Regions from separate parts of the Mus musculus genome. Here region 1 is linked to region 2. The links are chromatin loops, found by intact Hi-C in ENCODE. Cell type or tissue: left cerebral cortex. All regions are shown on one strand. Links, peaks and the distances in the headings refer to the core of each region. The heading gives the core; the rest is flanking DNA. Region 1 has its middle 12 kb from the start of Mir1971. Region 2 overlaps Tnfsf11 (tumor necrosis factor (ligand) superfamily, member 11).

Region 1 (16,518 bases), core at 5,003-13,002, 71 kb before region 2:
CAAGTGTGCACTGTCTCCATTTTGGAAAAACTAATAGCTTTTTAATACAACAGAAGTTAGAGCTCCTTCTACCCTGTGATAAGATAAGAGATGATTTTTCTATCCCACACCATGCTTCTGCGGTTCAACTTTCCAAGCACATTCTGCTTTCTTGAGGGAACATTACTGAAACTTTGGCCTCTGGTATTAAATTTCCTCCAGACATCAAGAGTCCATTCCGCAGAGTTTGCATTAATCTCCTCTGCTGAGACAAGATGTTCCCATTATTTACCAAGAAAACCAGTTCCTGAATTTTGCTGACAAGATCTTTCTTCAAATGCTCAGCCCAGAGAGGTTGCCAAGGGCCCACTAACGAAAAGGGGACAGCAAAGATAGTGATCTCCCTTACTGATGCTCAGAGCATGAGTGATACCTATCCCAGCGCTGAGAGACATGGAAGTCACTCCATGCTGTCGGGTATACTAGCAAGGGTTGAGGCTTGTCTTCCTATAGACATGAACTTTTGTTTGCATGCCTCATAAAATATGGGGGGAAAACCCTATGCACTGAATCACGTTTGAAGTACTACTTATAAAGCTCTATTTATCATTTCAGACACCTGGGCGTTTACACATGATGACATATCTAAACAGAAGGCACATTGTAAAACACGTGTGAACAATCCACATTGTCTTGATGCTTATAAGGGAAAGGGGAATAGCTTAGGTTGAAAACTGAGTTTAAATCAAAGTCTTTAAAACAAGTAAGTAGGCTTCTCTCTCAGTCCCTCATGATTTTAAACACTTCTGAAGTTGATTGTTGTATTTAAAAAGAATTCAGGTCCTTTTTTTCCCCCCAGAAGATTTAATCAATATATACCTAAATATTTAGTGTTGAACTCTAAGAGGTCATGTGTGTTAGTCAGATTTCTGTAAGTATAATGAAATATCTAAGGCATATGGCTTTATATAACGAAATGTTTTATTTGAATCACAGTTAGGTGTTCAAGGACATGTTGGTAGACAGTGGTGGGACAAGCGAATGACAGGTCAGACAAGAAGAGGACAGATGGGGCCAAGTTTATTCCTTTTAAAACATTTCTCTCACAAGAATGGCATAAAATATAGCTGGATCCCCTGGTGACATAAAGAGATATCTCTATGTTCCACCTCCCAAAGGTTTCAGGACTTCCCAATAGCATCACCATGGCCTGTGATCTCCAGGGACCTTTAGAGACATTCCAACTACCCTCATACCACAACACTGTAAGTTCACCTCTGTGTAGTCCAGTTTCTTATTCTGCAAAGACAGGGTGACTCTTCATAACCATCTCAAAGACAGAACTGATTCTAGAATCTCTGTTGTGCTGTAGAGTTCCCAATTGGTGTGAGCCACAAATAAAATTCCCAATCATCATCCACAAAACAAATTCCCAATCCATGTCACCCTTGGACATAGCATCTGATAAAGCTCTTCTGCTTTGGTTAAAATGACAGTTGCAGACAGTAAAGCAATTGATCCCTAGAACAAAACAGTTTGATTCTCATTATCCCTGCCTTTTCTGTGCCATGGGCTGCCAGTGATGGAGACTTGGGGCTAGCTGTGGACATAAAATGGAACAGTTCTCATTCCCTTCCCTGACATACTTTCTGCCCTTTCTCCTCCATATGTTGTAAGCAGATGGTAGACTGAATGCAGAGATTCAGAGATGTCCTCTGCCTACCCCCACCCCTGTCCCCAAGTCCCTTGTCTGTCCTGCTTCCTCACTGACCTTACAAGTTGGATAAATGATAAACTAAGATCACCTTTCATGACTGAGGGTATCAGGCATTCCTTGGCCTAAACATGTATGCTCTGTGGTTTCACATTAAGAATCTTGGATACTGTATAATTAAAATGTGATCATAAACTCGTATGAACTGGTTAGCCTTCTCAAAGACTGTAAACCGGGCCGTTGGTAATAATCAAAGAATTGATAGTTGACATATTGTGAATATGTGGGGAAATGAGCTTGTGACTTTTGAGAATAATATTGATGTAGACATGATGAAAATGTACGCTTCCCTCAACGGAGTACTGTTTCTGGCCTCCTTTGGCAATGTTGATAGAATGTGACAGTTTTATAAAAGGTTGTGATTTGGTTCAAACATAGCAATTTTAGATTATTCTCTTCCCTCTTCCAGGGTAAAGACACAAGCAAGGTGCCCATTGATCTGTCACACATCCCACTGAAAATGTCTGAGCTAATGAAGTGTTCAGGCTCCAAGAGATTTGGAAGTTGAACGGCGCATTAAGGATCTTTTCTCTTTGGAACCTGGCAACACAAGGAGCAGTTATTTCATTGTCAGATAAAGCTGCTGCCAATATTCTCTAGTTTCTATAGGACTTGCTGGTTCAAAACACCTTACAGAGCAGCAGGTTTTCATATGAGGGGTTCATACATGTTTCCTTTGGTTTGACTCTTCCTCCACTTATGTCTGTATCCCCTTTCCCTGCTGGACCCCTTCATTCTTGGCATTTCCTCCTTCCTCTTGATTCTCCTGTCTTCCTCGCTCTCTTTCCTCCTTTAAAGCCTCTTTGTTGCCAGTCTCTTTGTCCCTTTGTCAGTTTCATGGTCTCTGCCACTTTCACTCCCATTTGGATATAGAAATTTATCAGTTAGAAGCAAGAATCTACACTTGAGAGAGAACTTACAATAATAAGTAGTTTTTTCAGCACGTGCACACACACACACACACACACACACACACACAAAACTACAACATGCAAGCACTTAACAATAATGTCAGCACATTTTGGGAGGTTATACTATGCCAACATAAGAAATTATCTTCCCGACCTAGAATTGGAAAATTATAGCTATGGGCCAAATCTGGCCATTCTCATTCACTTGTGAATTATCTCTTTACCTGCTAAAGTGACAGAGCTGGTTACCATGGAGACCGTGGCTCATGCAGCCTAAACAAGGAGTGAGACAACCATCTCTGGGAATAGTTGACAAAGCTCTGATCTAAACCAGAGGTTCTTAGACTGCTCTTGCTGCTTCTGACCCCTTCTGAGTATAAGTGGCAAGCAAATCCTTTCACAATACAGAAATAGCTAAACCTCTCTTGTTTCCCCCAGTCTTTTCTTCTGAGCAAGCACCACTTTTTGTATCTGTAGATTCCAGCGTGCATTGGGTCAGGCCAGGCAGGTGTGCTCACAGAGAACTTAAAGGATGTTGGAGCCAAGGCATGCTCCTGTGGCCACAGCCCAGTGACCATTCTTCATCTGAGCAGAAGCTGCAGGGAGGGAAGATTGTCCCTCCTGTACCATAGCCATGGTAGTGTTTCTTAACCTCTACTGTTGTGGGGTGGTGATCTCCTCCCTTGCTGGTGGGAGGCGAGATAGTCTGTGTCTAGAGACATACTAGGAGTGAGTCACACCAGAGTCTCTGCCCTGAATCTGTTTCTTTACCCTGTTAATGATTGGTAAACACTTGTCTGAATTGATTTCTTTTTTATTCAAACATCTCAAGTTGTTTTAATTTCTCTGCACACATGCCGATTTGTCTCATGACCCCTTCCTACCTTCCTATTTCCTTCAATTCCTCTTTCACACCACTGAATCACTTCCTTTATAAGAAGCAGCCATCTGATTGGGAATCAGTCTCACATGCCTTCTAAAAAGGAGGGTTATTACTGATAATTAAAGTCTTAAAATAAACCTTCCATTAAATTTGTTAGATGTCCCTGTATCTTCCAACACATACACACACACACACACACACACACACACACACACACACACGAGATATTTTAAGAGATTAAAGGGAAATCTACAGGTGGGTTGTGGTGGTGCACACTGTGGTGATTTGAATATACTTGGCCCAGGGAGTTGCACTATTAGGAGGTATAACCTCGTTGGAGTAGGTGTGGCCTTGTTAGAGGAAGTGAATCACTGTGGGGGTAGACTTTGAAGGTATGACTAGTGTGGAAGAATCAATCTTCTCCTGGCTGCCTTCCAACCAAGACACAGAACTCTTAGCTCCTTCTCCAGCATCATGTCAGCCTGCATGCTGCCATACTTCCTGCCATAATGATAATGGACTAAACCTCTGAAACTGTAATCCAGCTCTAATTAAATATTTGCCTTTATAGGAATTGCTTGAGTCATGGTGTCTCTTCACAACAGTAAAACCCTAACTAACACAGAAGTTGGTACCAGGGACTGGGGGATTGCTATGATTGGCCTGACTATGCTTTTGTTTGAAAGAATGTGGATTTGGGGACTTCAGATTTGGGATGCAGTAGACTGCTTTAAGTAGGACTTAATGGACCATCTTAGTAGGCAAGCAGATCTCTGTATTCAAGGTCAGTCTAGGACAGAAAAAGTTCCAAGTAAAGAACAACGTAGGTCCAGGCATGCTGGTACATAACTTTAATCTGGGCCATACCTTGTGACTACATAACGACAATCGAAGAAGAAAGGCTTCCTTCTTCGCCTGTTTGCACTTGACAGCACATCTATTGGAACCCACTTCTTCAGGATTTCAGCTTCCACAGAAGACCAGCTGAAACACCTAGCCTTGTGGAACTGAGAAACTATTGGACTCTTGGACTTTTCATTCACAGATGCCCATTGTTGGGTTATCTGGGCTGCAGACTGAAGACCAAAATGCTGCTCACTTTACCTTGGAATCCTTCCCCATATAGTGCTTGTATTAGTTTTCTTTGGGTGTGAGTTTCTGAGCCCCAGAAGCCAGGAATTGGGAGACCCAGGAGATATTGCTAGTGTGGCTATCAAGCAGTAGGATGTCCAGGAAGTTGAAACTCTGTCAAGGATGACCTATTCCCAGCCAAAGGTGCTAACATCCACGAGGAAAGATGTTCTTATCTTTATTCCTTGGCTGGCTCCCATTATCTGGGAGAGAACCATCGATATCAAATACTGTGAATGAACAGTTCAGGCAAATACCAAGATTGTACTGACTGTTTGCCATCAAAAAGTATGTGGTGTTCTTGAACCTGTTCCTGGAGATGGTGGAGCAGCCCTTCGCAATGGGAAGCATGGCAGCATCCAGACAAACACAGTGCTGGAGAAGGAGTTCTGCATCTTGATCAGAAGGCTGTGAGGACAGTCAGCTAATGGATGGAGCACAGGGCCCCCAATGGAGGAGCTAGAGAAAGTACCCAAGGAGCTAAAGGGATCTGCAACCCTATAGGTGGAACAACATTATGAACTAACCAGTACCCCGGAGCTCTTGTCTCTAGCTGCATATGTATCAAAAGATGGCCTAGTCGGCCATCACTGGAAAGAGAGGCCCATTGGACTTTCAAACTTTATATGCCCCAGTACAGGGGAACGCCAGGGCCAAAAAGGGGGAGTGGGTGGGTAGGGGAGTCAGGGTGGGTGGGTATGGGGGACTGTTGGTATAGCATTGGAAATGTAAATGAGCTAAATACCTAATAAAAAATGGAAAAAAAATTAATTAATTAAAAAAAAAAGAAGGCTGTGAGGAGCAGACTGACTCTTCTACACTGGCTGGAGCTTCAGAGTTCACCCCCACAGTGACACACTTCCTCCAACAAGACCACTCCCACTCCAACCAGGTCATGCTTCCTCGTGGTACCACTTTCAACAGGCCAAGCATATTCAAACCACCACACACACCTTTAATTCTAGTCCTTGGAAGGCAGAGGAAAAAAGATCTCTGTGAGTTTGAGGCCAGCCTGATCTACAGAGCAAGTTCTAGGAATGCCAGAGCTACACAGAGAAACCTTGTCTTAAAAAACTAAACAACTTAGGACTGGAGAGATAGCTCAGTGGTTAAGAGCACTGGCTGATCTTCCAGAGGCCTTGAATTCAATTCCCATCAATCACTTGGTAGCTTACAAGCATCTGTAATAGGATCTGATCCCTCTTCTCATATGCAGGTGTAGATGCAGATATAGTTCTCATATACATTTTAAAAACAAACAATAAGAATGACCACAAAACAAAATCTATAAATTATTTGGAGTATGTAGGAATGTTTTATGATAGTGGGTCTTCTTGTTGAAGGATGGTTTCCTCTGTGTATGATTTTGTGATTTTGTTTTTGCTTGCTTGTTTGTTTAAGCTTTATTCCAGAACATAGTTTTAATTTATGGGAAAAAAGAAGAAAGGAAAATAAAAAAGACTCCCAGATTTCATGCATTATTATAGTTGTGTAGACAAATATACTATCATATGGGTGATGAATCCCGTCATCTGCACATGCTTTGAAAACAGTGATGGACATGGAAGAAAACAGAGCACTCACTGGGTTTAAATATTATATTTGGGGTTCATGAACACTGGAGCACCTCTTTGTATAATTCTGATTACTTTCTGGCCAGATAATCTGCTGAGAAACCCAATTCAGACCAACTGTCCCCACCTGTCAAAAGTTTTAAAATTGCATTCCTGATTAATCATTGTGGAAACTAAACTTTCTAGTTGGTGGGGTTTCTATTTCATCTATGGCAAAATCTAATGAGAGAAGATTGTTTCTCAGACAGCATCAAATCTACCTATAATCTTACCCTCTAGTACAGTGGTTCTCAACTTTCCTAATGCTGTGACCCTTTAATACAGTTCCTCATGTTGTGGTGACCCCCCAACCATAAACTTACTTTTGTTGCTGCTTCATGTCTGTAATTTTGCAACTGTTATGAACTGTAATGTGAAGATCTGTGCTTTCTGGTGGCCTTAGGTGACCCTTATGAAAAAGTTGTTTGATTCCCCAGAAGGGGACTGAGAATCTCTGCTCTAGAGCTAACATGAAGAAATGTTACTAGTTGTTTTTCTGTAGCAGTGGAGAGACACCATGACTAAAACAACTTATAAAAGAAAAACATGTATTTGAGAGCTTGCCTATAGTTTCAGAGGGCTAATCCATTCCTATCATGGTAGGAAGCACCGCAGTAGGCAGGCATGATGCTGGAGCAGTAGCTGAGAGCTCACATCTTATTAGCCTATTAGAAACAGAGAAAGAAGTAGGGTGTGGCATGGGGCTTTTGAGAATTAAAAGCCCACCCACAGTGACACATCTTCTCCAACAAGGCCACACCTCCTAATCCTTCCTAAATAGTCCAATAACTAGCAACCAAGTATTTCAACTATATGAGTCCTTAAGGGCCATTCTCATTCAAACCACCACAGATGTTGGAATAGCCAGTCTTTTAAACGCCTGACAGGAACTTTCATCGCCCCATGCACATCTCAGCGGGCTCCTTTTAGTTTACTCAACATTCTTTTACACCTTATGCCTATCCCTTTCTCTGCTCTGGCACCTTCTGCATCCATATCTGCATCTCATGACCTCAATAATGAGCAACACTCGACCAGATCTTATGATTTCACTCCATATTTGTGATGTTCCATTTGAAGGAATATGTTCATGCAGGTTGAATGGTTTGACTCATGGTGTACACTTTGTAGCTCGGGTGTCTTATTTTATATATATGAGCTTCTCTCTCTCTCTTTCTTCTTCTTCTTCTTCTTCTTCTTCTTCTTCTTCTTCTTCTTCTTCTTCTTCCTCTTCCTCTTCCTCTTCCTCTTCCTCTTCCTCTTCCTCTTCCTCTTCTTCTTCTTCTTCTTCTTCTTCTTCTTCTTCTTCTTCTTCTTCTTCTTCTTCTTCTTCTTCTTCTCTCTTCTCTCCTCCTCTTGCTTTCTGTATCTGAAAAACAATAGTACAAAGACCACATCTACTCCAACCAGGTCACACCTCCTAATAGTGCCACTTCCCACGGGCCAAGCATATTCAAACCACCACACACACCTTTAATTTTAGTACTTGGAAGTACTTTCTTTTATTTCTCCCAGAAATTAAAAATATGTTATGGAATAAAACTTAAACAAACAAATAAACCAGAACAAAAGCAAAAAAAAAAAAAAAAAACCATACACAGAGGAAAACATTCTTCAATAAGAAGACCCACTATCATAATACATTCCTACATACTCCAAATGATTTATAGATTTACTGTTTGTTTGTTCATCATTTCATGTGTATTGATGTTTAGCCTGTATGTCTGCCTGTCTGTGTGAGGGTGTCAGATCCCCTGGAACTGGAGTTATAGACAGTTGTGAACTGCCATGTGGGTGCTGCGAATTGAACCTGGGTCCTCTGGAACAGCAACCAGTACTCTTAATTACTTAGCCACTTCTCTGGACCCTAGATGTACTGTTTTGTGGTTATTTTATTTTAATGTACATGAGTGCTCTATCTGCATGTACACCTGCATGCCAGAAGAGGGCATCAAATCACATATTCTTTACTCATATTCTAACCCATTGTTACAGCTTTCTCTGCTTGCTTTGTCATTTGAGCCCTGACCCTCTCTCTCTGCCAGACTGTCCCCTTTGGCCAGTGGTAGCACTTCAAACTGGCTCTGGTATCCTCTTCCTAGGCCCCAAACACCCCTGCAGTTTGGGGTTAGTACACAGCAGTCCATGTGCTGACTTATATTGCACCAACCCCTGAAGCAGCAGTGTTCCAGTTCCTTACCAAAGGGAATTCCATCCATACTTATAATCAATTGACATTTTAAAAGCCTAGAAGTAGCTCAGATTATGAATTATTCAAACTCAAACAGCTATTTGGACACAGAGCCATGACAAAGCCGTGTCTAACTTGCAAATATCTGTTCTTTCTATTTTCTAACCCTTTGTCCTCGAGTCTGTATGAAGTTTCATTGTATTGATTTTATCATTCTAATGCCCTCCTTTATTACAGGTTCCCTCACTGGATATTCAATTCCCTCTGAAATACTTTAAATGTAAGTTTCAAAACTGAGATCAGATATGTTTACAACTTCAAAAGAGATTTCCTGGGCTGAGTTATAAATCTTTGAATAATGAGGTTTTTAATGAAACCAGGCCCAACACATCGTTAACAGTGGAGAGAAAATGGCGATCTTATAATCACTATTTTTTGGAGCTTAATGGAAAAATGCAGAATATTGAAAATGTTTTCTTATTATTACTTAATTTGTCAAAAACCCCACATCATTTATGCCACATTTTAAATGAGGTGGAATAGTTTTTAAAGATGCAACAGAGATCATTATAAAAAGCACCAGGAAGCCAAATATAGGGGAGAGTCATGGGAAGGAAAAGGCATTACTAAGCTCAATGTACAGTCAGGCGCCTGCAGCACACATCAGCTTAGTTCCTTACAGCAGTCCACAGGGGGACATAATGCGCACGTTAAAATGGGCTGGCGATAGGTATGTTGACAGCTTTGCCTCCGTAACCACCCATCCCTAGGCACCATCTGTTACATCTTCAGTCCTTTTTTTGTGAGTATCAGCAACAAGGGTAATTAAGCAAACGAGCGAACAGCTAAAATTGAAGTTCTCAGAAAGGAGAAAGAGTTTGCAAAGGCATGACAGTGGGGTGTCATTGTAGGATCAGAAACTGAACACCTGGAGGCTCTTGCCAGGAAAGGCAGAATGTACAGTGGCCAATGGGGGTGGAGCATGGGTGGAACCAAGAAAGCCCATGGCATCATGGTAGTTGTAGTAATAGGAGCCGCTGAGGACAAAGGGAAATGCTTCTGACTTCTTTATTAAAAGGAAACAAGGATGCACTCTGGAAAGGCAAAATGCCAGCTTATTACTTTGGTGGCGCACAGTCAGTGAGTCTTCGGGTCACAAATTTCCTAAGATTGGTGCTCCTTTTACCACAATTGGCTTAGCTGTCTGTGTGAACTGCAGTCGGAGCCTTCGTGTCTAGAGTGGCGGTGGCAATAGCTGTGCTTTGGCTTTGGAGCATGAAAGACTCTAGTGTGATCTGATTGAGAGCGGGGCTAAACGTCCAGGTTACATAGAACCAAGTTAGCTGGAGAGGAATACCAACCATGACTCCTAAGTGTGCGTGTTACCCTCCATGTTCCCTGTGCTGGAGCAATTACTCTAAATAATCTCAGAGTCTCGGGAGATGAACGGAAGAAAGCCCATATGCTAAGTGACATTTTTGATGGAGATGTTGGGACACAAAGGCCTTATGCTCCTTTGCTGGGGTATTTGATTACTTTTTGGTGGCAATGTCAATGTTTTGATTTGCAACGCATCCTCTATTTTTCACTTCTTTCTGTTCTCTTCTCCCCTGCACAACCACCAACCCCTACCCTAGTCATTCTTTAGACCTTAGGATTTGTCACTCTATTAACCCTGCAGTGTGACACTGACCTACTGTCCCCGTTCAAGAAGATGAGCTGGTTTGTGACTTGAAGTCTCACTGACTGTGCGCCACCATAGTAGTAAGCTGGCTTTTTGCCTTTCCAGAGTGCATCCTTGTTTCCTTTTAATAAAGAAGTCAGAAGCATTCCCCTTTGTCCTCAGTGGCTTTTACTACTACAACTACCATGATGCTCTGGGCTTTCCTGGCTCCATCCATAACCACTGTCCCCATCCTGGCCTTCTCTCTTGCTTCTCAGCCAGTCTTGTGCCAATAGCTAGCTTCCTGGTCCTTCTGTCTGCACCGCTGTCTCTGCTGTGCTATTTCTGGCCATACCCTTCCTTCTTAGGGAGTGTCACCTGTATCAGTGGCATCTGCATCGCTATGGGCAGACTCCTGAGAGAAACAACTAAAGGGTGGAAGGGTTTAATATGGCTCACGGCTTCAGAGATTCAGTCCATGCTTGGTCCCATGTGCTTGTTCATGGTGGTGGGATTGTATGACAGGGGTGCTATTCATGGCTGACCAAGAAGCAGAGAAGAAAAAAGAAGAGGCCAAGGATAATACAGCACCAAGAATCTTCCCTAGTGACCTACTCCATCAGCTTGGGTTCTCCCAAAACAGCACCACCGAGAGAGGACCAAGTATTCAAAATGTGAGCCATATCTTAAAGGAAGTAGAGTGGGCAGTTCAGGTCAAGTCCTAATTAGAGCCACAACATTGACCTTCACAAGTTTGGGTACCATTGTACTTAGACTTTGGCTTTTATCGTCTAGCAGGACTTCACCCCTACCAGCTGAGCTGTTGGCCTATTGTGTCCCTGTATCCTATTGTCTGTCTTGGGTTTTCTACAATGTCCTTCAGATGCTTACTCTCATCTTTGAAGTTCCACTCCAGTTGAAAACCATTGTTGCCTGAACCATGGTCATGACTGAGGCTCTTACCTAGTACCTAGTACCTAGTATAAGTTGCTAGCTGAATGTGGGTTCATAGCAAGTCACGTTCAAGAAATGCAGAGGGACTCAAAAGATTGGGTGTCCCAGCTGAGGCTGGTGGCACAAAACTGTCCCAAATTCATGGGCTCTTAAAATAGTTCCAATTAGTTTCAGCTCCCTGAGCAGACTCGGAGGCACAGTAATAAGCCCAACGATGTTTTCACACTGATTTAGCTAATAGATGTCAAGCTATTTGCTCTCGGCACCTTATTGATTAAGGCAGAAAAGGAGAACAGTGAAGAATCTGCGTTAAAATGCAATTCCATCAAGAAGGAATGCTCCTGGGTGGGAGGTGTTAGGTTTAAAGAAAAGGAATACTAGCTATAAACACTCATAGGAAAACTTCTAAATATCTCAGTCCACCCCCTGGGCACCAGAAACATGCTCCGGGGCATTTCTTTCTGCCTATCTTATGAACACAATAGAAGCTATGGTGTGTAGACCAGTTCTTTTCTAGAACATGACCAAGGACTCTTAGAAAGACTAAGAAGAGTGTGCTGAGCCACTGCATATGTGGGCCATGGTGCACAAGTCTACAGACATGGACAGCATAGTGAGGCTCTCAGTAGGTAGGGCTCATTCTCCAGGAAAGAAGTGTCAATCACCTCCTGCTGGAGCCTCTGAGACAAGATTCAAAGCAAGAGAAATTCATTGTAGAAAACATGTATGAGAGAAACATGAGGAGGGAAGGGTAAGGAGTAGCCTGGAAAAGTGGGAAGATCTCAGTGCTGTCCCAACCCAAGGAGGAAACAAGGGAAGGGAGGGAAGATCAGGAAGGCTGTGAAGCCAAACCTATGTATCAGATGGATGCTACGTTCCAACAGGAGCCTGTCTTAGTACTCCTGGGGTACCCAATAGGGAAGAGCACTGGCCTAACACAAACACATCAAGGCAAAGTGACCAACCCAGATTCTTAAGTGTTGTTTGCACATTTGTATTCTGCATCTGTCAGTTATGATTTCAGGTGGTTTGCCTATAGCAACAGAAATCCTGCAGGCTCAAACACCAAACCAAACCAAGCAAAGCAAAACAAACAAACAGACAGACAGACAAACAAACAAACACTAATAGGAAGGAAGGAAGGAATAAGTTAGTAAGAAATTACCTTTTATTTAGCAGTCAATAAGCAGCAGGTTCTTTATATCATTATCTCTAGTTCTCACAACTTTGAAAAATTATTTTGCCAATGAGGACATGTTTAAGGGCTAATGTGATTTTTCTAAAGCTATCCAGCTATCGTGTTGAATATACAGGTTTTGAATATAGCATACGCAGATAAAATTTAGTTGTACATATTTAAGCCATACAGTGTGGTAATTTGGATAAAGGTCCTCTGAAGGTTCGTGTATTAAAGACTTAGTCACCAGGCTGTGGTACTAGTGAGAGCCAATGGAGTCTTCAGTGGGCGGGGTTTTCCAGGATGAAGTTAGTAAGTCATTGGAGAAGTATATTGGTCAGGTCCCTGAAACTGTGACAAAACACAGAGGAAACAAGTGAAATAAAGGAATGTTTCCTTTGACTCATGGTTTCAGAGGTGTCAGCTCAAGGCTAACTGCCTCCTTTTCTTTAGGCCTATGGCAAGATGGAAATGTAACCAAAAGGCACAAAAGAAGAAAGCTGCCCACATCCTGGAAATGAGAAGGCAAAGCCGGGGATCAGAATCCTAACATACCCTTTGAAGGCATTCCAGGAACCTGGCTCTTCCAATGAGATTGTGTCCCCTAAAGCCCCTCCACACCCCCACACCTCCAGCCCACAGTAATGCCACCAGCTAGGGGTCAGGCCTTAAAAGCAAAAGCCTTTGGGAGACATTGCACAAATGAAGAGGAGCTCCATGCTTTTCAGTTCTTCCTTTGTCTCTTGTTTCCCAGAGGAGGTGAGCAGGCCTCCTGTGGAGTTTGTCTCCACTGTGATATAGGGTGTGATCGCAGGCCTGAAACAACAGGACCAAACAGCCAGAGATGGAAACCACAGGAGCTGAAAGCCCAAACATACCTGGCTGCTTTAAGTTGTTAATTTCAAGGTTTTCGTCACAGTGATAGAAAGCTAACCATGACGTTATAATAGTTAAAACAGTGTGAAATGCCAAGATCATATCTGTGGACTCCACAGTTAGGTTGCTTCTGCTTTGTCACACCAAGAAGAGGGTAAGAAGAAAGTAATTGTATCAGAAAGGAGGCCCACATAATAAACTTAATTCTGAATGTCCTGGCAACAAAGGAAAAGAAGAAGAGGCTGAGTCCCAAAGGCTTTCATTGGCTTTAAAAAACAATCACAGGGATGTTGGGGAGATGTCCCAGTTGGGAAAGCACTTGCCTTCCAAGCGCAAGGACCTAAGTTCAAATCCTGAAAAAAAACACACATAAGAGGCTGAACGGGAGCCTCAGCAGCAACGGTTGCCATCTGGGTTCCGGGACTCTGCGGGACCTAGGAAATTAGTCTGAACAGGTTAGAGGGTGCGCCAGAGAACCGGACAGCTTCTGGCACGGGCGGAAGCACAGAGCCGCTGAGGCAGCACCCTTGGCGGGCCGCAGACAGCCGGCCACCATCCGGACCAGAGGACAGGTGTCCGCCTAGCTTGGGAGGCGGCCTCAGCCTCAGCAGCAGCGGTCGCCATCTTGGTTCTGGGACTCCGCGGGACCTAGGAAATTAGTCTGAACAGGTTAGAGGGTGCGCCAGAGAACCAGACAGCTTCTGGGACAGGCAGAAGCACAGAGCCGCTGAGGCAGTACCCTTTGCAGGCTGCAGACAGCCGGCCACCTTCCAGACCAGAGGACAGGTGTCCGCCTGGCTCGGGAGGAGGCCTCAGCCTCAGGAGCAGCGGTCGCCATCTTGGTTCCAGGACTCCCTGGAACTTAGGAATTTTGTCTGCACAGGTGAGAGTCTGCACCACAGAAGCTGACAGCTTCTGGGAACTGCCAAAGCAACACAGCTTCTGAGAGAGGCCCTGTTTTGGGCCTTCTTCTTCGACCAGGAGGAGGTCCAAAAACAAGATATCTGCACACCTTCCCTGTAAGAGAGCTTGCCAGCAGAGAGTGCTCTGAGCACTGAAACTCAGAGGAGAGAATCTGTCTCCCAGGTCTGCTGAGAGACGGTAACAGAATCACCAGAAGAACAATCTCTAAACAGAGTCAACTATAACTACTAACTCCAGAGATTACCAGATGGCGAAAAGTAAACGTAGGAATCCTACTAACAGGAACCAAGACCACTCACCATCATCAGAACCCAGCACTCCCACTTCGCCCAGTCCAGGGCACCCCAACACACCCGAAAACCTAGACCTAGATTTAAAAGCATATCTCATGATGATGGTAGAGGACATCAAGAAGGACTTTAATAAATCACTTAAAGAAATACAGGAGAACACTGCTAAAGACTTACAAGTCCTTAAAGAAAAACAGGAAAACACAATCAAACAGGTAGAAGTCCTTACAGAAAAAGAGGAAAAAACATACAAACAGGTGATGGAAATGAACAAAACCATACTAGACATAAAAAGGGAAGGAGAAACAATAAAGAAAACTCAAAGTGAGGCAACACTGGAGATAGAAACCCTAGGAAAGAAATCTGGAACCATAGATTTGAGCATCAGCAACAGAATACAAGAGATGGAAGAGAGAATCTCAGGTGCAGAAGATTCCATAGAGAACATCGGCACAACAATCAAAGAAAATGGAAAATGCAAAAAGATCCTAACTCAAAATATCCAGGAAATCCAGGACACAATGAGAAGACCAAACCTACGGATAATAGGAGTGGATGAGAATGAAGATTTTCAACTCAAAGGACCAGCAAACATCTTCAACAAAATTATTGAAGAAAACTTCCCAAATATAAAGAAAGAGATACCTATGAACATACAAGAAGCCTACAGAACTCCAAATAGACTGGACCAGAAAAGAAATTCCTCCCGACACATAATAATCAGAACAACAAATGCACTAAATAAAGATAGAATACTAAAAGCAGTAAGGGAAAAAGGTCAAGTAACATATAAAGGCAAGCCTATCAGAATTACACCAGATTTTTCACCAGAGACTATGAAAGCCAGAAGAGCCTGGACAGATGTTATACAGACACTAAGAGAACACAAATTCCAGCCCAGGCTACTATACCCAGCCAAACTCTCAATTACCATAGATGGAGAAACCAAAGTATTCCACGACAAAACCAAATTCACACATTATCTCTCCACGAATCCAGCCCTTCAAAGGTTAATAACAGAAAAAAACCAATACAAGAACGGGAACAATGCCCTAGAAAAAACAAGAAGGTAATCCCTCAACAAACCTAAAAGAAGACAGCCACAAGAACAGAATGCCAACTTTAACAACAAAAATAACAGGAAGCAACAATTACTTTTCCTTAATATCTCTTAACATCAATGGTCTCAACTCCCCAATAAAAAGACACAGACTAACAAACTGGCTACACAAACAAGACCCAACATTTTGCTGTTTACAGGAGACCCATCTCAGAGAAAAAGATAGACACTACCTCAGAATAAAAGGCTGGAAAACAATTTTCCAAGCAAATGGTATGAAGAAACAAGCTGGAGTAGCCATCCTAATATCTGATAAGATTGACTTCCAACCCAAAGTCATCAAAAAAGACAAGGAGGGGCACTTCGTTCTCATCAAAGGTAAAATCCTCCAAGAGGAACTCTCAATTCTGAATATCTATGCTCCAAATACAAGGGCAGCCACATTCATTAAAGAAACTTTAGTAAAGCTCAAAGCACACATTGCACCTCACACAATAATAGTGGGAGACTTCAACACACCACTTTCACCAATGGACAGATCATGGAAACAGAAACTAAACAGGGACACACTGAAACTAACAGAAGTGATGAAACAAATGGACTTAACAGATATCTACAGAACATTTTATCCTAAAACAAAAGGATATACCTTCTTCTCAGCACCTCATGGTAACTTCTCCAAAATTGACCACATAATAGGTCACAAAACAGGCCTCAACAGATTCAAAAATATTGAAATTGTCCCATGTATCCTATCAGATCACCATGCACTAAGGCTGATCTTCAATAACAAAAAAAAAAACAGAAAGCCAACACTCACGTGGAAACTGAACAACACTCTTCTCAATGATACCTTGGTCAAGGAAGGAATAAAGAAAGAAATTAAAGACTTTTTAGAGTTTAATGAAAATGAAGCCACAACGTACCCAAACCTTTGGGACACAATGAAAGCATTTCTAAGAGGGAAACTCATAGCTCTGAGTGCCTCCATGAAGAAACGGGAGAGAGCACATACTAGCAGCTTGACAACACATCTAAAAGCTCTAGAAAAAAAGGAAGCAAATTCACCCAAGAGGAGTAGAAGACAGGAAA
Region 2 (14,871 bases), core at 6,872-14,871:
TTTGAAATAGCATATATTAGCAGAGCAATACTAGCTTCAGTAATAAACGAATCTCAAAGTATCTGTTGCTTAACACAACAGAAGTCTATATATTTCATCCACACACCAGGTGTTACTGTAGGTGTGGGCATAGCTTTCCTCCATAAGAAGTTCCAGGGTCCTGACTTCTTGCAACTGTTAGTCTGGGTTTCTCAGGCATCAGAATTTTCTGCTTCAAGTCAAGACAGAAAAACAAACAAACAAGCAAGCAAGCAAAAAAACCAAACCACTTCCTAACCCCCTTAGGGCTTATAGGTGACATTTCATTTCTACTCACATTGTATTGTTGAGAAGTTGTCACATGGCCCCATGACATGGGTATTAGGAAATACAGTCTCTAGTACAGAAAGTAGTGTTAGGAAAAAAAATCACGAATAATCTCAGAGTCTCACAAAGGAACAAACAGAGTGAAAGCAGCTCAGCAAGGTGGGGATGGAAGGGGGGAGGGTGTGGATGAGTCAGAATCCACCTACTGGGGCAGCAAGCACACAGGGGCCAACATGGCTCCTGTTGTTCATTTGACATAGGCCATGATTTTGTTTCATTCCATTGGTGGGAGATGGACTTCTATAAGATGGTTAGCTAATCAGCCCAAAGGGGAGGGCTCAGGAAATGAGTCCTTGTCAGATGGACTATCTTTGATTAAACACACACTCGCCTTGCACCAACAACCCCAGAAATTGTTAGACCATTTATCACTGTGGCAATTTCCAGAGGGAAAAACCATTTAAAAGAAGAACAATTTTGGTTCACAGTTTTGGGTTTCAATCATGATCCTCTAGCTCAGGAAGATCGTGGGTGGAGGGTCTAGTGAGACCAAGCTGCTCGCCTCCTAGCAGTCAGGAAGCTGAGCTAATGGGTCAGGGGAGGAAGGGTTAGTGGGTAAGGTTATATGTTCTTGTTACACCCCTGGGGACCTTATTCAACTGGGATTCCATTTGCTAAGAGTGTCCTCACACTTCAATAGAGAGTTCTCACGGCCTGATCCCTTCCTAAAATTCACACCTGAACTCTGATGCTTAGGGGACCAAACCTTCTTATCATCTTTCATATCCAAAACAGGACAGAGAAGATGCAGGCACTAGTGTTGGACAGGTGCCAGAGCTAACTGAGGAAAATGTAGAGCTCGGCCCTCACTCAGGTCCCAATGTCAATCCTTAATATTGAAAATTTTAAAAAAGATGATGAAGAAGACGACGAAAACGATGATGATCACCACCATCATACGGAAGAAGAGGAGAAGAATTATCACTTCGTGTGGGGCTCACCCAGTTCTGCATTTTGAAGATCTGAACTTTGATAGCTGTCACTTCTCAGCATTGGGGAATCCCTGGGCTTGCTTTCTTCCTGTGAACAGCGTTCTATCTGGGCTTGAGACTGGATCTGCTATGATCAATTTGTTGCCATCTTGGGGCTGAAGACAACACACAAAGCACAACCTGACCTGGGTGGAGGAAATGTGACCCTGGAGTCTGGGCAGAGCACACTAGGAGCCTGACATACTTCTGGGTCTCTAACTCCACTGGAAAAGCAATTTTCTCATTATTGAAGCCACTTTGACTTAGGAATGTCTGTTATTTGCAGATAAAAACTACCCTAATTTGTGCCACTCCAGCATACACAGATATAAAAACAAATGCCCCAAATCTACCTTCTCTGACCAGTCCTTGTGATCTGAAACACATGTTGCCTTTCTTTGGAGATTTTTCTTTCTGCCAGAACTCACATATCTCTGGAGAAGGAGAAACACGAGAAGACACAGAGAAGGAGAGGAGGAGATGGCAGAGGAGGAGGAAAAATGAGAAGGAGATAAAGGGTTACTTAGATTTTGTTCAGTAATTTATTCAGCCTTTATTAACTGTTAGGCACTTGGGTCTGGGAAGCTATAGGATAGAAAAATCAATAGATCTGGGTGGTCCTTAAATAGTTACCTGTTTTAATGAGGAATAATTATTTAGGCTGTTATCTTCTTGGACTCCCTTGTTTTCACCACGAGGCCCCCCATGGCACTTGGATCAGCCCCACCACAGATATACACATCAGCTACATCTAGATGGGCTCAGAGAGAGGGAAAAGACTTGGCCCCAGGCCCTGATTCAAGGATTCTTAGAGAGCACTGTGGGCTCCACTGTCAGAGCGAGCGAATGATCCTTTGCAACTGAGATTCAGGGGAACCTCTTTTCTGCCCTCTATTTTCTCTTCCACTTTAGAAAGGGAGAATTTGAAAGAAATAAACTCACACTCAGGATGGTGAAACCAGAGCTCAACAAGAGAAAAATATTTGAAATGTCAAATCTAAACAGAATAGTTCTTTATTTCATAGTTTTAAAGTTGACAAACAAAATTACATGCATTTGTCCTATACATCATGAGGCTTTGAAATACACATGCGTTGTTAAGTGCATTATTTTGTACAGTTATCCTTTTGTAGTGAGAACACATAGCATCTCGCTTTTCCAAGTATTTTCCACGAACACACTCTATTGTCATTTGCTGCCATTATTATGCTGCCAGTAAATCCCTAACTTGCTTCTCCTGCCTGCTCTCCATTTTTTTTCCATTAATGTTGTAATGATCTGAACACAAAGTTCACTCCAGAAACCTGGGCAAGAACTGACTGGTCCCTTGGGTGTCCCCTAGGAATGCTCATTGGTGAGGAGGTGGCACCAAACCAGGGTCAAGAATGAGCAGACGTGGAGAAAGCTCAGGAAAGCTGTGAGCGCTGACCGACTCAGTCCCTCGTTCACTTCATTCTCGATATCTACATGTGTTGTTTACATGAACTCTCGGAAACCCAGAAGATAAGTTACTTGGTTATTAGAGAGGTACATTAGATGGCCGTTATGATTTCAATTTTATGAACAATGAAGTGGCGTTAGAGGAAAGTTAAGCTTTTACCCCAAGTTAAAAATGATCATTGAAAACTGGTCTAGGATCCTGATCTCACAGCATCGTAGTCTCTGCCCATGTGGTCTTCACCCCACTCCTGTGGGGGCCCATGTAGTTGCCCTGAACCTGAAAGAATTCTCAATGTAAACTTACCACTTTCCACTCACTCCATGTTATGTAGCCCAGAAAAAGACGGATGGGAATTCCAAGAACCCATAAGTGCTGGGGATACTTATGACTGAGAGAGGACCCAGGTAGGCTCGAGCATCCCACATCAAGCATCCTCTAATGGAGTCTTCTCTGTCCTGTCATGCACTCAGTGTCTGTGGGAATATGAGAGAAACACGAACAGTACTCCTGATACTAACGCAGCAAACAGTCAGAAGGCAACGGAAACACAAAATCAGTGGCACTTTAGGTGAATATGGTTAAAATGTAAGCAGCAGCAGAAACCCACAAAGGAAAGATTGGAGTGAAGTCAGGAGGAGGAGGGACTAAGGTGAGGAACCGAAGGATGGGAAAAGCCAAACTGGGGTAAGTGAGAGGACAGTTAAGGCAGAAGGACCTACATCAGTCAGCTCTGCAGCAGCAGGCAGGCTGGAGAAAGCTCCACACTTATATTCAGTTCACACACACACATATACACCACACACACACACTATACACACATATACACCACACACACACACACACACACTATACACACATATACATCACACACACACACACTATACACACATATACACCACACACACACTATATACACATACACACACACTATACACACATACACATCACACACACACACACTATACACACATACACACCACACACACACATACCACGCACACACACTACACATAAATACATAAATATCATTACGCCAATACCACACATACACACACCACATAAATACACACATATCACATACACACATATAACACACACATACACACCACACATAAACACACACATACCACAGACACCACATAAACATATACATACCATACACACACATGTACAACACACACACACCATGCACACACCACACATACACACACACACACACACACCCTGCAAATTCCATTTTTGTTTTTAAGTCTGCAAAGAGGAATTCTGACAGTTACCATGTAGAACGGTGATAGGGTTAAAACAGACTGTACAAGATCAGCCCTAAAATAATGTTCAGTATACAACAGTATACTGAACATACAGTATACAACAGTCTCAACACTTTCAGCCACCTGAAACTTTCTGATCCATTTTTGGTTTGGTTTGGTTTGGTTTGGTTTGGTTTGGTTTGGTTTGGTTTGGTTTGGTTTGGTTTGGTTTTTCAAGACAGCTTTTTCTGTGCACCCAGCTATCCTGGAACTTGCTCAGCAAACCAGGCTGGCTTAAAACTCACAGAGTTCTGCCTCCACCTCCCAAGGGCTGGGACTAAAGGCATACATACCACAACTGCTGGGCTCAGCCCATAATTTGTAATCACGGACATAAGGCGGCATAAGTCTTCTAGGTATAAGACAGCGTTTCTTTCTGGCTTATTGCTATCTTTGACGAGTGGATGTAACGGTACTTCTCAGGCATAAGGGGAGAACTTTGTTTTGAAAGACTGCTGATAATAGCAATACCTTAACAAAGCTGAAGTGAATGGGCTGGAGGGGTGGGAGTTCTGACACGGAAGTGTAAGATGAAAACAGAGAGAGTATATGTACTTCTGAAATCATTGGGAATTCATTTCAACATCCATAGGAGCATCCACCTGAGAGGAACTCTAGCGGAAATCAGAACCCTTGCAGGTATGACATGATGGATCAGCTATGAAAAACAGGCTAACAAAAGGAAATGGAGGCATATCTTTCAGAAGTATGTGCAAGATACTGTGAATAAGTCATAGGGTTTTTGTTTTGTTTTGTTTTGTTTTGTTGTTTGGGGTTTTTGTTTCTTAGTTTTTGTTGTTTTGTTGTTATTGTTATTTTGTTTGTTTTGGGGGGAGTTGTTGCTTTTTATTTTGGTTTGCTTTGGTTTGGATTTTGTTTTGTTGTTGTTTGTTTGTTCATTTGTTTGACAAGGTTTCTCTGTGCCCTGGCTGTCCTGGAATTTGTTCTCTAGACCAGGCTGGTCTCAAACTCAGAGAGACCCCAGAGATCTGTCGACCTCTGCCTCCTTCCCAAATGCTAAGACTAAAAGCGTGTGCCACCATGCCCAGCCTGAATAAGTATTTTCCAAGAAGGGAGTTTTGAATTCCAGCTTATATAGCATCTTCAACAACAAATAGCACATTTTCAGAGGAGCAATGAGGCAAAGGGAGGAGACTAGGTCTTTCAGCAACTTGAAGGGGGAAGGGTAGAAGACAAAGGCTAAACCTAGTTAAGGAAGGCTCTGCTCTTACCAGTTCCTGGCCATCGAGAGCCTGCAGTTGTATTTGCTGATCAGCCTTTGTACCCCATGGAACAAGGCCGGAGCAGCTTCGGTGATTTTAAGCACATCTATGACCTGCATGTAGTGAATCAGTAAAACGTCTGCTTCTCCTCAATCACTCTCAGCCCAGCAGTCCTCCACATTTGAGGGAGGCAGATGACAGTTCTCTGCAGTGTTTTCCCCTAATGAAAAGTGGCTGTTAATCTCTCTGGGTGGATCCCAGTGAACACCTGTGTGAGCCAAACCTAGACTGTTCCCGTCAGCCAAATGGAGTTGTCAAAAATGATGCCACCAGTGCCCCCTACACTCTCCTTTGCTCACAGAAAAAGATACTAAATGGATACTTTAAAATATGTGTCAGCCCTAGATTAACTCGGGATCTGTATACAGTAGAGCCAGGACACTGAGTGAGTCCATTTTCTAAGGACTCCTATGACCACAAAACTTTCCCTGAGCCCCCTACAAAACCAAGGCATATCAGTCATAAGATGGCTCATTTTAATAATCTATAGACGATGAATAGGATGAATGCAAAGATATGTGACTTAAATGCAGGAGGCTGGGGCTGGCAGGTCTAAAGTTTGAGGTCAGCCTGATCTATATTGAGAGTTCTAGGTCAGCCAGAGCTACATAGTGAGATCTTGTCTAAAATAATAACAACAACAACAACAACAATAAGAACAATGACTATAAACATTGACAAGACACAATGACCTGGGACCCTGGGGGCACACAGAGCCTGAGTTGCCAGCCAGGGAGTATGCTAGACTCCCTACTCACTTGTAACAAATGTGTAGTTTAGTCTTCAGTCTCTGTTTCTTCCCATTGGTTCCTCTTCCCCTATCTGGACTGCCTGGTTGGGCCTCAGTGGAAGAAGATGTGCCTAGTCACAGGGTGGGGTGGGACCCAAGAGTGGCTTCCCGAGAAAGGGAGGGGCAATGGGGAGAGCGATATATAAGGGTGGGACTGACAAGAGAGGAGGGAGGGGACTGGGCTCAGGGTGTAAAGTAAATATAAATAAATAAATAAACAAACAAACAAATAAATAACAAGACACAATGAGTTCCTCTGCTTTCATTGCACAGGCACATGAGAGGATGTGGCTGAAGCAGACTTGTGAGAGGGTGTGTGATGTACGGAACGAGTATAAATGGAACCCTGCAAACATTGGAGAGGTCTTTCTTGCATTGCTACACCACGTAATGCTTCACTGGTCCTTGCTTGCTAGCCAGACAACTCTTTGCTGGTCTTCAGTTCATAGAGAAAAACATGCCAAACAGCGTCTTGTGGTATTCCGGCTAATTCTTGCATCTTCTGCTGACTCATGCAGATTTAGTGGAGCCCTGCAGTTTCTGCTGGACAGAGCTGCTGCTAATGATTTGTGTGTCCTGACAACAAAGAATGGAATCACCCCCAAAGAACTACTTCTAAACAGGTTCACATCCTTATTTTCCTAAAAACCTTCATTTTTTCCCCACCTCTACCTCTGGTCAGTGGGCTAGAAGGGAGGCTGAAATGTTTAAGAAACCTAAATAAAGTAGGTTTAGAGGAAAGCCTAAGCCTACAATGGTTCCTTTTTAGATGTGCACTAGAGTGAAGCCCACATGTGGGCCGCTGATGAGGAATTATTTTGAGTATGTCTGGGAGAGTGTTTTCAAAGGAGACTGAAAGGAGGGTCCCCTCTCACAATGGGGAAACCATCCAAACAGCTGAAAGCTGAACAGAACAAACACAGAGCCAAAAGTCTCTCCATTTTGCAGCTAGGGTATCCGCTTCCTCCCCTGCCCTCTGATATCAGAACTCTGGACCTTACCTGGTCTTTAGAGTGTAGGACTCTTATCTATGCCCTCCACCCCAATCCTGAGGCCTTGTGAGTTCAACTAAATAGTACTATCAGCATCCCCAGCTTTAAAATGTGGGTGACCTTAGTGGAGATGCCTAACAGTGGGGACATGAATCTGAAGTGGCCACCTAACACAGCCAGTCAAGACCCTCAGTGGAAGGATAAGGACACCAAGCCAAAATTTGCCCTGTCTAAAAGAAATGCAGGGACAAAGATGGAGTAGAGAATGAAGGAATGGCCAACCAATAACCGGCCCAACTTGAAACCCATCCTACGGGCATATGCTAATCCCTGACATTATTAATGATACTCTGTGTTGCTTGTAGACAGGAGCCTAGCATAACTGTCTTCTGAGAGGCTTTGCCCAGCAGCTTCAGATGAAGATACCCACAGCCAAACATTGGACAGAGGTTAGGGACTCTTATAAAAGAGTTGAGGGAAGTGCTGAAGGTCCTGAAGAGGATAGGAACCCTACTGGAAGACCATCAAAGTCAACTAACCTGGACTCCTGGGAGTTCTCCTGGGACTCTCCTGGGACTCTCCTGGGACTCCTGGGAGAGACTGAGCCATCAACCAAAGAACATACACATGGGCTGGAACAAAACTCCTGGCTCATATGCAGCACACATGTAGCTAAGTTTCCATGTGCCCACCCCCTACTCCCAGCAACTGGAGTGGAGGCTCTCCCTAAAGCTGAAGCCTGACTGTGGTATCCTAACCCAACAGGGCTGTCTTGTTTGGCTTCAGTGGGAGAGGATGTGCTAATCTGGCAGAGACAATGTGCCAGGGTTGGGGTATACCCAGGAGGAAATCTATCCTCTCAGCGGAGAAGGGGAGGGGGTATGGCGAGAAGCTCTCTGTGAGGGAGGGACCAGGAATCAGAGGCAGTCTTTGGGGTATAAATAAATAAATGGTGCATTTAAATTTAAAAAATTTTAAAGTTTGAAAGTGGAATTTCTCAGCCTCCCATATTGACATAAGGCAATTCCCCTAAATTAATCCCCACTTAGATCTACCACCAATTGATCAGTATGTCCCTACATGCTCCTTTAGTGAATTCTGAGGAGTTTACTTCCTTTCATCAGACTTTACTGATAGAACATCTGAATTCTCACAGTGCTAACGGGCCATAAGCTTACCTCTGTTCCAAGGCCAGTAGATGCTCTGTAAGTACCATAATCTTCCAAGTTAGACTTCTTTGGGTTGATAGGAACTTGGGTACAACAAAATAATTTCTACTATAAAAAAAGAATTCTTTCTCCATAAGCTCTCTTGTATCATCCAAAAAGATACAATTTAACTCTGAGCTTCTTGTAACAATCCCTTACAAAGATGCATACCTGATTAAATCACCATGCCACAGTTACATGCTAAGAAAACATTTCAATTAATTTATCTTCGTCCCTGTCTTGCTTACTCCCTGTTGACGGCAGAAAACAAGCTGTCAAAGTAATCTTTGAAAAATTAACTCTGAGCCCCTTAAACAGACACTTGAGGCATGCAGGGCCCTGCTCTCCCTTCTTCAACCGCATCCTGCTTCCTAATCTCTTCATTAGAATCAGGAAGACAGAGGGAAGGCAAATCTTGGGAGAAAGTGATGCAGTCAGCAGTGGTGACTGAGCCCGACTCCCACAGGTATATTTAGCCTGTAATCAGGAATGTAATCCAAGTCAAAGGCTGTAAACAAAATCAGAGCTTCTTCCAGCTCAAAAAGCTGGCTCCTTCACATTCCAGCTCCCCAGTGCTCGGCCCAAGCCCCTGGGCATTCCACTTCAAAAGCACACAGGGCCACCGCTCAGAACCTAGATTGTTCCAAAAGCCAGAGTCTCTTTCCTATGTTGAAAAGATGTTTAATGCCCCTTACTGCCGACTTCAATAGCGGTGTAACAACAGCGTGGCAACAGGATGAAAACACCCATAATCCCACCTCTCCAACACAGATACACGCTGGTATTTGTGAACCTCCCCTGGGGTTTGCCTCCACATTTTTAGAAATTTGCAGACACAGAAATGTGCATCGCTCTGTATTTTGCTTGTTATTTTCATAATCACAGTCTCTTCGTTCCCAATCCCTCCCTCAAGCCAAGGCCCCAAAAGGGAGGAGAGGAGAGTGGCTGGCAACAGAGCCGCTGAGACTTTAGACATGATGCTTCGGAGAGTCTAGTAGGTGGAAGGGCCCCCAGTAAAAGACATGTCGACAGCCTATGAATTCTGGGACTCGTGAATGTGACTTTCCTCAGTCAAAGAGCCACTGCAGGCATAAGTCTGTATGTGAAGATGAGGTCAGGGTGGGCCCTAAACGTCACGCCCTGTTCCTTTATAAGAAAGAAAAGATGAGGCTGGTAAGATGGCTCACTAGGTGGAGGCCTCGGGTGTGAAGCCCGAGGACCGAGTTGAAAATCAGCTCCCCGAAGAACTTGTCCTCTGACCTCTGTACTCCACCTGTGATATGCTGGTGCCCACACATAAAATAAAATAAAGAGCTCAGATGGAGGACTGGAAATCAAAGGTATGGAAAGTGTGAAGACGGGGCAGAGGCAGAATTTGAAACAAGACTGGTACTGGAAACTCCTTGGATCCTTGGAAACCAGAGAGGTGAAGAATTGGCTCTCAGAATTTCCAAGTTATGGCCCCGCCGACGCCTTTGTTTCAACCTCTTAATCCAGAAGTAAAGCGAATGCATTTCTGCAGTTCTAACCCACCAAGTTTGTCTGTTATGTTATAGCAGCCATACCCATTCAGAGGTCAACAGAGCTCATCATAGTTTCAAGGCAGGACTTCGTGGATACTTTGAGAATTCACCCTGCAAAGGCTCTTCTTTATCTCTCTGTCTAAGGCTCACAGGCACATGGCGCCCCCTGGTGTCTGGGTAGCCCAGGACTCACAGGCACATGGCGCCCTCTGTTGTCTGGGTAGACATTCAGCGACTGGATGATTTTTGATGATTCTGCCAGTCTTCCTCCTGAGTTACATGCTCTGAGCTAAACAGATGCTGGTACTAATAGCCGTGAAACCTGGGTTAATATGGAATCTCACTGTTCTATCTCATCCCCACGGACCAGACGCTCCTAATGACTCCTGTACTGCCGACCTGGGCATGAACTCAGCCCAGGGAATCGTACTGCCCACATTCAAGTCTAGTCTGACTTCAACAAACCTAATCTAGATACTCTCTCAGGGGCATGATCAGAGATTTGTTTCCATGGTAACCCCCATCAAGTTGAGAAGTAAAATTGCCATTGTCCAAGCGCGTTTGGGTTTCTAAAATAGCAAACTTCTTCTAAGTTATGTTACAGGTGACTCGGAGTCCTTAATGTCGCATGATAGTTAGTTTTATGAGGCAGATCCACTGAACAACTATAGGACTCCCAGACAGACAGGAAAACACTATTTCTGGGTGTGTCTGTGAGGGTATTTCTGGAATTGATCAGCTGAGTCACGACTGTCTTCCCCAGTGTGGGCGGGCAGCATCTGATACACTGACGGTCTGAGTAAAGCTGGAAGAGAAGCCATTTGTGCTCTTTGCTTGATCTGGGATGCCCATCATCTGTGCTCAGATGCCAACGCTCCTGGCTCAGGCCATCTCTAATTAAAACAAAAGAACTGGAATGTTGTTTAAGATGCCGTAGTACCGAGCCCCGAATAGAATTTCAAGTTACCAAAATAAAAACAGGGCTGGAGAGGTGACTTAGCAGAGATCTGAATTTACTTCCCAGCACCCATGTAAAGATGCTCACAATGGCCTGTGACTCTAGTTCCAGGGGATCAGAAGGCCCCCTTTGGTTCCAGAGCATTCGTCTTCTCTCTCTCTCTCTCTCTCTCTCTCTCTCTCTCTCTCTCTCTCTCATTCCCTCTCACACACAGTAAATCTTTAAAGTTAAAAAAGAACAAAAGAATTCCCATAAGTGCGTTATTAGTAAAAAAGGATGCTTGTTTTATAGCTGTAGACAAAATACCATTGCAATTTTTTTTTTCCTTTTCAAATGAATGGCAAAAAGCGAGACAGTTTGGAGAAAGCTAACACACTAAAGTAAGAATCGCTTCATGTCAGTTTTTGGATGCATGGGCCTGGTGTGGTTGTAAAAATTGATTCAGGAAGACAGATAACCTGGGACTTGGCATGCTCTCCTTCCCCAGACTTGGCAGGTTAAGAGGGCTGACATGCTGCAGGTAAAAGGAGCCAGCAGCTCAGATCCATTACTTCCACTAGACACAGGTTTCCTACACTGTTTTGTCATGCCTCCCACCGAGTCAGCTGTGACGGGGCAGGGACATACTCTAGGGACATACGTTCATCTCAAGGAGACCCAACAGCCTAAGGACCATGAGTATGCTGACCAGATTGTATCAACCTGACACAGACTTAGACATATGTGGGAAGAGGGAACGTCCACTGGAGGGTTACCTCCATCGGATCATCCTCTGGGTAGGTCTGTGGGACATTCTCTTGATTAATGATTAGTGCAGGAAGGTCCAGGTCACTGTGGGTGGTGCCACCCCTGGGATGGAGGTCCAGGGTGGTATCAGAAAACAGGCTAGCCAGTAAGCAGTGCTCCACTGTGGACTCTGCCTCAGTGTCTGCCTCCAGATTCTGCCTCTGCTCCTGCCCCGACTTCCCTCTCCGATGGACTGCAATTGAAACATGTAGGCCATATAAACCCTTTCCTCCCTAGCTGCTTTTGTTGCGGCTTCCGTCATAGCAACAGAAAGCAAAGTAGGACGATGGGAGACACGGGAGTCTGGGCAGGCGGAGGATGGGAGGGTTCAGTCGTAGGGGGCAGACACAAGAAAGAGATGCACAGGAAAGCAAAGCAGAAGGAAGAGAAGGAAGCAGGGACGTGCTGTGTGTTCCCGCCTGCATTTTAAACCCACTTAGAAGATGCTGCTCCGAGCCTGGCAAACTGAGGCATGACCGGAAGCGAGGTGGCTTCTTGCCTCTCACTATATCCCATCCCTGCCGTTACCCACTTTAAAACACTGGTTGATTTCTAAATAAGTCACTAAGTCATTGTCTCCCCTCCCCCAACCGACCTGAGGTGCCATAGCGTAGCGTTCATTATCCTCCACATCACACTGTGGCTGAATCCCCCAGGGCTGCCAAGGAGGTTCTTCTTGGCATCATGTGAAGCCATGTTGCTTTCACATGTTGGACAGCCCCCACGAATCACCGCAGGCGATCCTGACACTTTGCCCCTGCATCTTTGGGAGAGTGCAAGTTGGTTATTCTTGATGGATAGCCGATGTTGAGGGTCTGCTAGTCTGGACTGATCAGGAAGGCACAGCATGTCAGCATGGACGTTTCCTGAGAGGACCGAGGGACAGAGCCACTTGCAGTATGGGCATGCTTTCTGCTCCTTGACCGCCCCGCTGTCACCGCCATCTCCCCAACATGGAGGATCGAAACCTCTAAAATCTTGAGCCTGAATAAACCTCTCTTCCCCTAAGGTGTTCACTTTAGATTTTTAATCACAGCAGTTCAAAAATAACTAACATGCTACCCCTCAGTAAAAATTAATAGTGAATATTCTGTGCCCACATTGTACTTTCTTTCCATTTCCTGCGGTTTCATTTTAGACTCTGAGATTCCCAAGATTTGGATCAAGCAGCGCATGCTCCTTGCCACATCTAACATAAGCAGAACCAGCGCTAGAACAGGAGCCTGGGGCTGGGAGACCTGCCTTCGTAGCCATGGTGCCTGGGACTGTAACTAGCACATCACTGACGCTGCACAAAGTAATATGAAATGAGCGAGCCGAAACTGCTGGAGCAGGCTCTAAGCTGGGTAGCTCATGAGGCCGCAACAAAATTCTATGTCTGCGGAAGCTGCAGAAACTCGGCTGCTCCTCGAAATTCTTCCTTGAAACAAGCAGCAGCTGTCGGGATACACAGTGCCCAAGTCACGTTTTGCACTGTTCAGACTCAGATTTACTGACAGATGTAAAATAGTCCGTGTATGTGGCCAACACCATCGAGTCCCACCGTGATAGCTCCGCTGTTTAAAATTTACGGTTTCTTCTCTGTAACATCTGCTATCCCTCCCTCTATTCTAGGCTGTTGTTATCATCCTAAAACATTTATCTTCCAGTGACGAGTATCTCAGAGAATGGCTTGCTGTGCCTTCCCAAGCTGACTGTTTTCTGGTCTCTGCCCTTCATGAGTAATCGACGTGGTTTAGACAGCTCATCCACACTGATTTCCAAGAGGAAACATGTCCAGGCCAAAGTGAGCCCCCCTTTACTACGGTAAGGGAAAGCAAGCCCCAATTTCCCCCCAGCTCAAAGCACCATATTTTTCTCATGATTTGAGGAGAGAAAACTTTTCCTTTTTTGAGTGAAAAGTCTGTTTTCTCTCTGGCTACATCCTTGCATACAAATCCCCTGCAAATTATTTTTCAAATTCCAAGGTTCATTAATTTAATTGAATCTGTTCCTAGTTTTTAATTAAATCTGCACTTCTCCCAGTAACCTTTGGAGAAAGATAGAAGCCACATTATCATATTGGAAAGAACAGGATCGCAGAGCAAGACCCACACGAAAGCGAACAAGAACAAAAAGCACCAGGCAGGTTTTCGTACAAATTTATTTTTTGTACCAAAAAATTAACATTCAGAGACAATGCTTTTATTGTACAGTATAATAAAATAACTTTCACTAAATTAAAAAGTGGATTGTTTTTTGGCTGATAAACTATAGTACATTTTCTATGGGAAAAAAAAGAAACAAAATTTACAATTTGTAGCTCTTGTAAAAAAAGACACCTGTTCAATAATTGCATAAATACTCCTGACAGATTTCAGTAGCCTATTATGTATCCTTTTTGGCTATGTCAGCTCCTAAAGTCAATTAGCTTCTAAATTTGAAAGGCACCTGGTGACCAACATCCTACTTATTATTCAAGGTATTCATTTTATTTTTATTTATTTATTTTGCTTGCATAGTTTTGACAAGTCTGAAGACTCTATTAAGTTAAAAAGAATAAAGAAATAAACTACATGTGGTCACCAGAAACAGTATTCTGCCCCCTTAGCTACGAGTACCTTCAGGGGAATTACAAAGTGCACCAGTTAAATACATCTGTACATTTAAAACATTAAATATGTCAACAGTGAGACATTTTTAAATATTTTGAATCAAATACTATAGCACAAATATAATTTACAAAACTTTGCACAGAAAACATTACACCTGAAATATAACTTTAGACATTATATAAAAATACATATATTTTTCTCTCCTCATTAGAAAAAAAGAACTTATTTGCAGGTCCCAGCGCAATGTAACAATTCAAAAGAACTTAACCCTTCACACTATCATTTCTTTGCAATGACATGGCATCCTCTTAATTTCAAGGTTCTCAGTGGCACATGTCCAGGGGTTAGACCCAGAGACTGTGACCCCCTTCCATAGCTCACGTGTAAGTTTTTCATAAGCATCGGAATACCTCTCCCAATCTGGTTCAATTCTAGGAAATCATTACAAAATTGTAAAACCGTTGTGTAATCACCATGAATCTAACATCACCTATGGACTTTACATATACACAACCTGTACAGGCTCAAGAGAGAGGGCTGTGAGTTTCATACACCGTGGGCCATGTCTCTTAGTAGTCTTACACATGTATAGACATCATCCATTTTTTAAGAAGTTTCCAAACATCTAGGACATCCATGCTAATGTTCC

The links. Peaks named below come from ENCODE experiments on the same cell type or tissue, not always from the same donor. Only the 100,000 strongest peaks of a DNase experiment are listed, where the experiment ranks them.
Region 1: a loop joins it to region 2, with 2.5 times the contacts of the local background. A loop is called at or near these places in 9 of 42 quality-filtered maps.

Annotation. Positions count from the first base shown.
Region 1 is chr14:78,194,746-78,211,263 of GRCm38, forward strand. No RefSeq gene overlaps it. Among named protein-coding and RNA genes, the nearest start is that of Mir1971, 12 kb to the left of the region's middle. In left cerebral cortex, for the core only: a CTCF peak has its summit at 8,229 (motif pointing right); DNase peaks (open chromatin) are centred at 8,257 and 9,471; H3K4me3 peaks cover 606 bases.
Region 2 is chr14:78,263,693-78,278,563 of GRCm38, forward strand. Tnfsf11 (tumor necrosis factor (ligand) superfamily, member 11) reads right to left here. Exons shown (of 5, transcript NM_011613.3): 5 at 13,754-14,871. Among named protein-coding and RNA genes, the nearest start is that of Tnfsf11, 37 kb to the right of the region's middle. In left cerebral cortex, for the core only: a CTCF peak has its summit at 10,065 (motif pointing left); DNase peaks (open chromatin) are centred at 10,086, 10,627, 11,374, 12,569 and 1 more place; H3K4me3 peaks cover 512 bases; H3K27ac peaks cover 1,491 bases.